Linked DNA regions of Homo sapiens: region 2 is linked to region 1. Evidence: read pairs that join two places in POLR2A ChIA-PET (ENCODE). Cell type or tissue: CD4-positive, alpha-beta T cell. All regions are shown on one strand. Region 1 overlaps HNRNPUL2 (heterogeneous nuclear ribonucleoprotein U like 2). Region 2 overlaps STX5 (syntaxin 5).

Region 1 (4,000 bases):
CCAGGCACCCCCGCAAAACACAACCAAGGAAAACAGGGGCTGTCGGGGTGGGGCTGAGCTGCCGGGGAGGGGTGGTGGGGGGGGAGGGTGCTCAAGCAGGGGTGGGGGAGGGGGGAGGTGGAAACAAACAACAAAACTGTACATTTTTTTTAAAGTTTGTTGAAAAGAATATTGTCTTATTCTATAAAACATTTCAAACCTAGTTAGAGATTTGTAATCAAAAAACATTTGCGCAGAAAGCAGCACTTAGGGCTGCCTGTTCTATACCCTACAGTCAGACAGGAAAAGAACTGAAAATGGCACCCTTCTGACATTCTGAGGCAGCTGGACTGGCAGCCAAGTAAAGGAGAGTGATGAGGTGGTGTGGGGAGGGTGGGGAGGCAGCGCGAGGGTGCTCTCCACAGCAGGTAGGAGCAGGCAGGAGTGGGGACAGAGGGAGAGCTTGTGACTGGGACAGTGAAAATAAACGATTGGCTCTTATCAATCACTTGCACCAACTAACCGTTTGTATTTTCTTTACCGACCTTTCCCTTTTGGGATATGTGGTCTGGTGGGCTGGGAGGCTTACAGTGTCCCAACTCTCCATTTTCCTGTGCCTTTGTGCTGTTTGGCTGAGGCATGGAGACTGCCAGTGGGTGGTTCTATTTTACAGGATTCCCAGGCCAAGAAAGCCTGGGGACTGTCCTTGATGGCAGAGCAGAATAGCCTGCCCCTTCTATAGACCCATTGATTAATTCCTGTAAAATCTTGGGGAGAATGGGATTGCAGCCCTCAGCCTAAAGATTGTGATTTGCCAGTCTCTAGTCTCTGTCTTCCAAGGTTGAGAGAGGTGGGAGGTCTCTGAAATCATCCCTGTTAGAGTGTCTGTCCTCTTACAGTGCGAGAGAAGGAACGTTTCTCAGGGTTTCAGCTCACACGAAAACACAGCAGGATTCTTTTCACTGCAGCGGGATATGTATATAGGTGAATCCTGTGGTGTGGGCTCACAGGCCCAGGTGCTGAGAATAGCAACTAGCAACTATTTTCTACAGTGTGGAGGGCTCGTGCCCTGCTGGTTTTTTTGATACACAGGTAGAGAATGAATAGAAGAGGGGAGGGTGGTGGGGGGGGGTGGGAGGCAGCTCAGTGGGGCTGCTGAACCTTGGGAAGAGTGTGAGTGTGAACGTGTGTAAATGTGCGTGTGAAAGGGAGCACCCCTTCCCGACTTCTAGAAACAAAATTCCTTTTGGGGCGCTTTCCCTGTGTGTCCCCAGAGAGGCCTCTAGCCAGGAGCCTTCAGTTGGGATAGTTTCATTTGTGACTTTACCAATACCCTCCCAGTTCTTGATAGACAGCTGTAGGTTGCTGGGTTCAAGAATATGGGTGGGATATGGAATGCTCTTTCAATGTCTAGCTTCAGTTTTCATTCATCCTCCTGCTCAGCACTGTCAGCCAAGAGCTTACTCAGCAGACACCACATACTGCAGCAGTTCCTAGTGAGAAAATCTGTGCCACTAGAAAATGCTTCACTTCCATTTCCTCACCTGGGCAGTTCTCTGTTTAAAATTGTGGGCTGATTTGGTCTTCCTCTCCTCCTCCCACTGTTACTGCCCTGCAGCCCTTGTTCAGGTGTACAGACCCTTATTCTGGCCTCTAGTGTCCTTGTCTGTCATGACACACCCTTCCGCCCAAATACCTCTGACCCCAAGGCTGGAATGGGGCTGGTAGGAGATAAGTTTGCTTACTCATAGTCATGTCCTTTCTCTTGGCACCTGCTTCCCTGCGGTGTCCTCAAATGGATTTCTGTGTGGCAGTGGAGTGATTGCATGAATTTTTCTGTAACACATTAACTTTGTATTATTATTAAGGGAGTTTGAGAAAGCTTTGCTTATAATGTCAAGGCAAGGAGGTAAAAACTGGAGCCCAAAGAAATTCCCTTAGGGCAAGATTATGTTATAATAGAAAATTGAATTTCCTGAGGCAGTGGCTGCCACCCCTTTTCAGATGTTTAGTCCTGCAAATAGCATCTTTCTTGTAGTCTGTGACATGGATGGGGATGCTAGGGCCCTTAGGGGCAAGGGGACTAAACTAAATCAAGTTGAGTTTTTTTCCAGCAGGGGTTAGGGGAGGTACTCGCTGTTGATATTTGACACTAGAAAGTAATCTTTTTTACAAAACTGTTTTTCTAGGTGGGTGGAAAGTGAAACTGCCACATCCTTGTTGGTTTAGTCCAAGAGATCATTTGCAACAACAGTAGATGTCCGGGTTTTGTTTCTGTCTTTTTATTATGAAAAACTATGTTAAGGGGGAAAATGTGGATTATGGTAACCAGAGGAATCCCTAGCCTTGTTTTCCTTAGAAGACTTGTTTAGTGTTTTATCAGACGTCTGTTGTAGTTGTAGACAGGAAAGCTTGTGAGAAAAACACCACATGGAGCCTGTAAATGTTTTTGCACAACCTGTAAAGCATTCTTGGAAGTGGCCAGTAAAAAGGGGTTTTACCATTTAAAAAAAAAATGTAACTGTGTCATTGTTTACATCTGTAACTTTTTCCTCCCCTGTTCTCATTACACCATTCTGGCGAAAATGTAGGCAAAGTAGCTTCCAGTTTTAGAATAAATAACCATTTGGATTGAATTCACCCTATCTCCTGTGGCTGCACTGACTGGGGCGGAGGGTGTCACTGGGTTATTTATTCATTTTTTAATGCCTCTTTCTCAGGTCGCATGGGCTCCAACCAAGGAGGACTCTCCTCTTGCATGGTGGCTGCCGTTCCCTCCCTATTCTACCATGCCTTCACTTGGGAGCCAGCCATGCAGTCAGTTGACATGGGTGGGTAGTTATTAGTCTATTTAGTGCTTGCTTAGGCCAAGAGTCGAGCCATTGAAGTATAGGAAAATAAATTATAACTCACGACCTCTGTATTTGGCCTATGCAAAAACTAGTTGGATGCTTGAAGTTAAATGTACATTGTGGAGCCAAATAAGTATATTCATGAATAATTACTGCTAGGGGGAAAGCCCACTCATTCAACAGAAGTTTGATGGGGGTTATTTTCCAGTGAATCTGGAGAACGAGACGGTAAATTAAATTTACAACAGCGCCATTGCTTTTTTATTTTTTATTTTTATTTTTATTTTTTTTTTTTGACAGAGCCTCGCTCTGTTACCCAGGCTGGAGTGCAGTGGCACGCTCTCGGCTCACTGCAACTTCCGCCTCCTGGGTTCGAGCGATTTTTCTGCTTCAGCCTCCCGAGTAGCTGGGACTACACATGTGTGCCACCAGGCCCAGCTAATTTTTTTTTTTTTTTTTTCCTAGTAGAGACAGGGTTTCACCATATTGGCCAGGCTGGTCTTGAACTCCTGACCTCGTGATCTGCCTGCCTCAGCCTCCCAAAGTGCTGGGATTACAGGTGTGAGCCTCCGCTCCCAGCCACCATTGCATTATTAGCACTGAAATGATCCTAACGGCAGTTTCTAATAAATGGTCAGGGTCTTAAAGCTGAGATACCACAGGCTCATGACATCCAGTGTTCTGAAGGAGTAGTAGTATTGATGTAGATACTGCTCTAATTCCTACCCTCTGTATGTGACACGGATTCAGATACCCGGGTTTACAGTTTTGTACCCTGAAGGCCACCCTTAATTTTGGTAGCCATCTATTCTTTAGGACATTTAAGTTGCTGTTAGAGCTAATTAATCATTTTTTAAAGTGGTTAATCATAGCTCATGCCTGGTCTCTAGTTACTGCTTAAACCCCATTTTCCCACCTAGCGCTGTAGCCACGCAGTTATAATCTGATGGGTAGGAACATTGAGTGTGCAGAAAAATTGAAGAGAGGCGCTTTGTTTTGTTTCGTTTTGTTTTGAGACGGAGTTTCGCTCTTGTTGCCCAGGCTGGAGTGCAGTGGCACAATCTCGGCTCACCGCAACCTCTGCCTCCCGGGTTCAAGTGATTCTCCTACCTCAGCCTCCCAAGTAGCTGGGATTACAGGTACCCGCCACCACACCGGCTAATTTTTGT
Region 2 (4,000 bases), 100 kb before region 1:
AGCTAATTTTTTTTTTGTATTTTTAGTAGAAATGGGGTTTCACTATGTTGGCCAGGCTGGTTTTGAACTCCTGACCTCAAGTGATCCTCCCACTTCCGCCTCCCAAAATGCTGGGATCACAGGCATGAGCCACAGCACCTGGCCCTATCATGTCTTTTTTTTTTTTTTTTTTTGAGATGGAGTTTCACTCTTGTCACCCAGGCCAGCATGCAGTGGTGCGATCTTGGCTCACTGCAACCTCTGCCTCCTGGATTCAAGTGATTCTCCTGCCTCAGCCTCCTGAGTAGCTGGGATTACAGGTGCCCGCCACCACGCCTGGCTAATTTTTTGTATTTTTAGGAGAGATGGGGTTTTGCCATGTTGGGCAGTCTGGTCTCGAACTACTGACCTCAGGTGATCCGCCCACCACGTGAGCCACCACACCCAGCCTCTGAGTTTCTTTTATGTGTAAATTTGTCTTTAAATTTAGGAAGTATTTGGCTATTATTACTTTAAACATTTTTCTGCCTCTTTCTGTCCTTACCATCTGGAAATATATACATATATATGTTTCCAGGTACATGTCTTATATAATAAGTTTATATTTATTTTATGTATATTTTCAGGTCAATCTGCTGTTAAGCCCATTTGGTGAATTTTTTTAGATAATTTTCAGTTTCAAATTTACACTTGGTTCTTTTTTAGAGATTATGTTTCTCTGCTGTGATTTACTACCTTCTTAGTGAGTACAAGCATATTTTCCCTCAGTTATAATAGCTGCCTTAAAATTTAATTCTCATCATCTGGATTATCCTAGGGATGGGGCCATTCATTGCCTTTTCTCTTCTGTATGGGTCACAGTTCCCTGTTTCATTGTATATCTACTAATTGAGGATTTTATCGTACATGTTATTGATATGAAGAGTCTGGATTATGTTATGTTTCTATAAAGAATGTTGACTTTTTTGTTTTCGCAGGCAGTTAACTTGGCTGAACTAAGATCATTGTTTTTTATATTTCCTCTGTGGTTTATGTAATTTATGGAATGATTGGTATAATAGGAGGTACCCAGGCATTACTGGAAGCAGAACCTCGAGGATTGAGAAATAGTCATTGGATTCAGCAATGTAGATATTGTTGGTGACTTTGAGTCAGATTCAATAGAGGGATGGAAGCAAAAGCTCGAATGCAGTGGCGTTTAAGAGAGAATGAAGCTAGCCATGGTGGCTCTTGCCTGTAATCCTAGCACTTTGGGAGGCTGAGGCAGGTGGATCACTTGAGGCCAGGAGTTCAAGACCACCCTGGGCAACATGGTGAAACCCCGTCTCCACTAAAAATACAAAAAAATTAGCTGGGCATGGTGGCGTGTGCCTGTTATCCCCAGGAGGCTGAGGTTGCAGTGAGCCGAGATCCCGCCACTGCACTCCAGCCTGAGTGACAGAGCAAGACTCTGTCTCAAAACAGAAAAACAAACAAACAAGAATGAGAGAGAGCAATTAGAAAGAGTAGGAATAGATGAATAGACAGCTCTTTCTTTCTTTTTTTTGAGACAGAGTCTTGCTGTGTTGCCAGGCTGGAGTGTAGTGGCGCAATCTCGGCTCACTGCAACCTTCGCCTCCCAGGTTCAAGCGATTCTCTTTCCTCAGCCTCCCGAGTACAGTCACGTACCACCACACCCCATACCCAGCTAATTCTTCTTTTTTTTTTTTTTTTTTTTCAGTAAAGGCGGGTTTCACCATGTTAGCCAGGGTGGAGAATGGACAGCTCTAAGAGTTTTGCTTCAAAATGGAGAAAGGAAATGGAGTAATAGCTGATAGGAGGAAGTTATTCAGAAGTTTTCTTTTTTCGTTTTTTTACTATGAAAATTTGGGGGTTAGGCAAAGTTAATCCTAGTGCTCTGGGAGTTCAAGGCGGGAGGATTGCTTGAGGCCAGAAGCTCAGGACCAGCCTAGGCAACATAGCAAGACCCTATCTCTCCAAGAAAATGAAAAATTAGCCTGGCATGGTGACATGCCTGTAGTCCTAGCTATTTAGGAGGCTCAGCGGAGAAGATCACTTGAGTCTAGGAGTAGGAGGTTACAATAGGCTATGATGGTGCCATTGTACTACAGCCTGGGCAATAGAGTGAGACCGTATCTCTAAAAAATTTTTTAAAATAAAAATTTTAAGTTTACCAGTAAGTTGAAAGAACCATAATAAACACTAATATAGCTGCAACCTACATTCAACAGTTAACAGTTGGCCAGATTAGCTTTATCTTTATTTTTCTGAACCATTTCACAGTAGGTTGCCGATATCGTGACACTTAATCCTTAAATATTTTAACATGCGTCTCCTAAGAATACACAAATTCTTTTTAAAAACCACATCCAGTACTCACTTCAGCAGGACATATATTAAAATTTGAATAATACAGAGGTTAGCATGGCCTCTGCACATGGATGGCACAAATTTGTGAAGCTTTCTGTATTTTTTATTACCTGGGTGATGAGATAATATGTATACCAAGCCCCAAGACACGCAATTTATTTATAGAACCAACCTACACATGTACCCCTGAAACTAGAATAAAATTTAAAAATTAAATAAAAAAATAAAAACCAGACTGGGCGCGGTGGCTCACACCTGTAATCCTAGCACTTCGGGAGGCCAAAGCGGGCGGATCACCTGAGGTCAGGAGTTTGAGACCAGCCTGGCCAACATGGAGAAACCCCATCTCTACTAAAAATACAAAAATCAGCTGGGCATAGTGGTGCATGCCTGTGGTCCCAGCTACTTGGGAGGCTGAGGCAGGAGCAGTGCTTGAACCTGGGAGGCAGAGGTTGCAGTGAGCCGAGATTGTGCCACTGCACTCCAGCCTGGGCGACAGAGCGAGACTCTGTCTCAAAAAATAAAAAAAAAAAAACCACGCCGTTATCCTATCTATGAAAATTAGCGATTTCCTAATATTATGTATTATTCAGTGAGTGTCACAACAGAGTGATACTCTGTCTCAAAAAATAAAAACCACACCCAGTTATGTCTGTGAAAATTAATGATTTCCTAATATTATGTATTATCCAGTGAGTGTTACGACAGAGCGATACTCTGTCCTAAAAAATAAAAAATAAATAAAATAAAAACCACACCCGGTTGGCTGGGCATGGTGGCTCATGCCTGTAATCCCAGTACTTTGGGAGGCCAAGGCGGGCGGATCACAAGCTCAAGAGATCAAGACCATCTTGGCCAACATGGTGAAACCCCATCTCTACTGAAAACAGAAAAATTAACTGGGCGTGGTGCTGCGTGCCTGTAGTCCCAGCTACTCGGGAGGCTGAGGCAGGAGAATCGCTTGAACCTGGGAGGTGTAGGTTTCAGTGAGCCGAGATCGTACCACTGCACTGCAGCCTGGCAAGAGAGCAAGACTCCATCTCAAAAAAAAAAAAGACACCCAGTTATCCTATCTGTTAGAATTAACTATTTCCTAATATGTGATATCCAGTGAGGGTTTACATTTTCCCAGTTGTCCCCAAACTGTTTAATAGCTTTTTAAATATTAAATCAGAAAGCCAGGCATAGTGGCTCACACCTGTAATCCCAGCACTCTGGGAGGCCGAGGCAGGCGGATCACCTGAGGTCGGGAGCTGGAGACCAGCCTGACCAACATGGAGCAACCCCGTTTCTACTAAAAACACAAAATTTGCTGAGCGTGGTGGCGCATGCAGGAAAATCACCTGAACCCGGGAGGCAGCGGTTGCGGTGAGCCAAGATTGCGCCATTACACTCCAGCCTGGGCAACGAGCGAAACTCCATCTCAAAAAAAAAAAAAAAATTAGCTGAGCGTGGTGGCACCTGCCTGTAATCCCAACTATTTGGCATGCTGAGGCAGGAGAATCTCTTGAACCTGGGAGGCGGAAGTTGGGTGAGCCGAGATCACGCCGTTGCACTCCAGCCTGGGCAACAGAGTGAGACTCTTATCTAAAAAAAAAAAAAGGAAGAGTCCCGGGTGCGGTGGCTCACACCTGTAATCCCAGCACTTTGG

The links. ChIA-PET counts read pairs that join two places held together with the same protein. Peaks named below come from ENCODE experiments on the same cell type or tissue, not always from the same donor. Only the 100,000 strongest peaks of a DNase experiment are listed, where the experiment ranks them.
Region 2: POLR2A ChIA-PET joins it to region 1 with 5 read pairs; 20 of 35 experiments call an interaction of 5 or more read pairs at or near these places.

What each region holds. Positions count from the first base shown.
Region 1 is chr11:62,711,249-62,715,248 of GRCh38, reverse strand. It overlaps HNRNPUL2 (heterogeneous nuclear ribonucleoprotein U like 2), which reads left to right. Exons shown (of 14, transcript NM_001079559.3): 14 at 1-2,619. The region is part of intron 13 of HNRNPUL2-BSCL2 (HNRNPUL2-BSCL2 readthrough (NMD candidate)); the gene reads left to right. Among named protein-coding and RNA genes, the nearest start is that of GNG3, 5.6 kb to the right of the region's middle. In CD4-positive, alpha-beta T cell, no CTCF peak of the experiment used is centred here; no DNase peak of the experiment used is centred here; H3K27ac peaks cover 374 bases.
Region 2 is chr11:62,814,419-62,818,418 of GRCh38, reverse strand. The region is part of intron 10 of STX5 (syntaxin 5); the gene reads left to right. It also overlaps the pseudogene RNU6-118P. Among named protein-coding and RNA genes, the nearest start is that of NXF1, 11 kb to the right of the region's middle. In CD4-positive, alpha-beta T cell, no CTCF peak of the experiment used is centred here; a DNase peak (open chromatin) is centred at 1,658.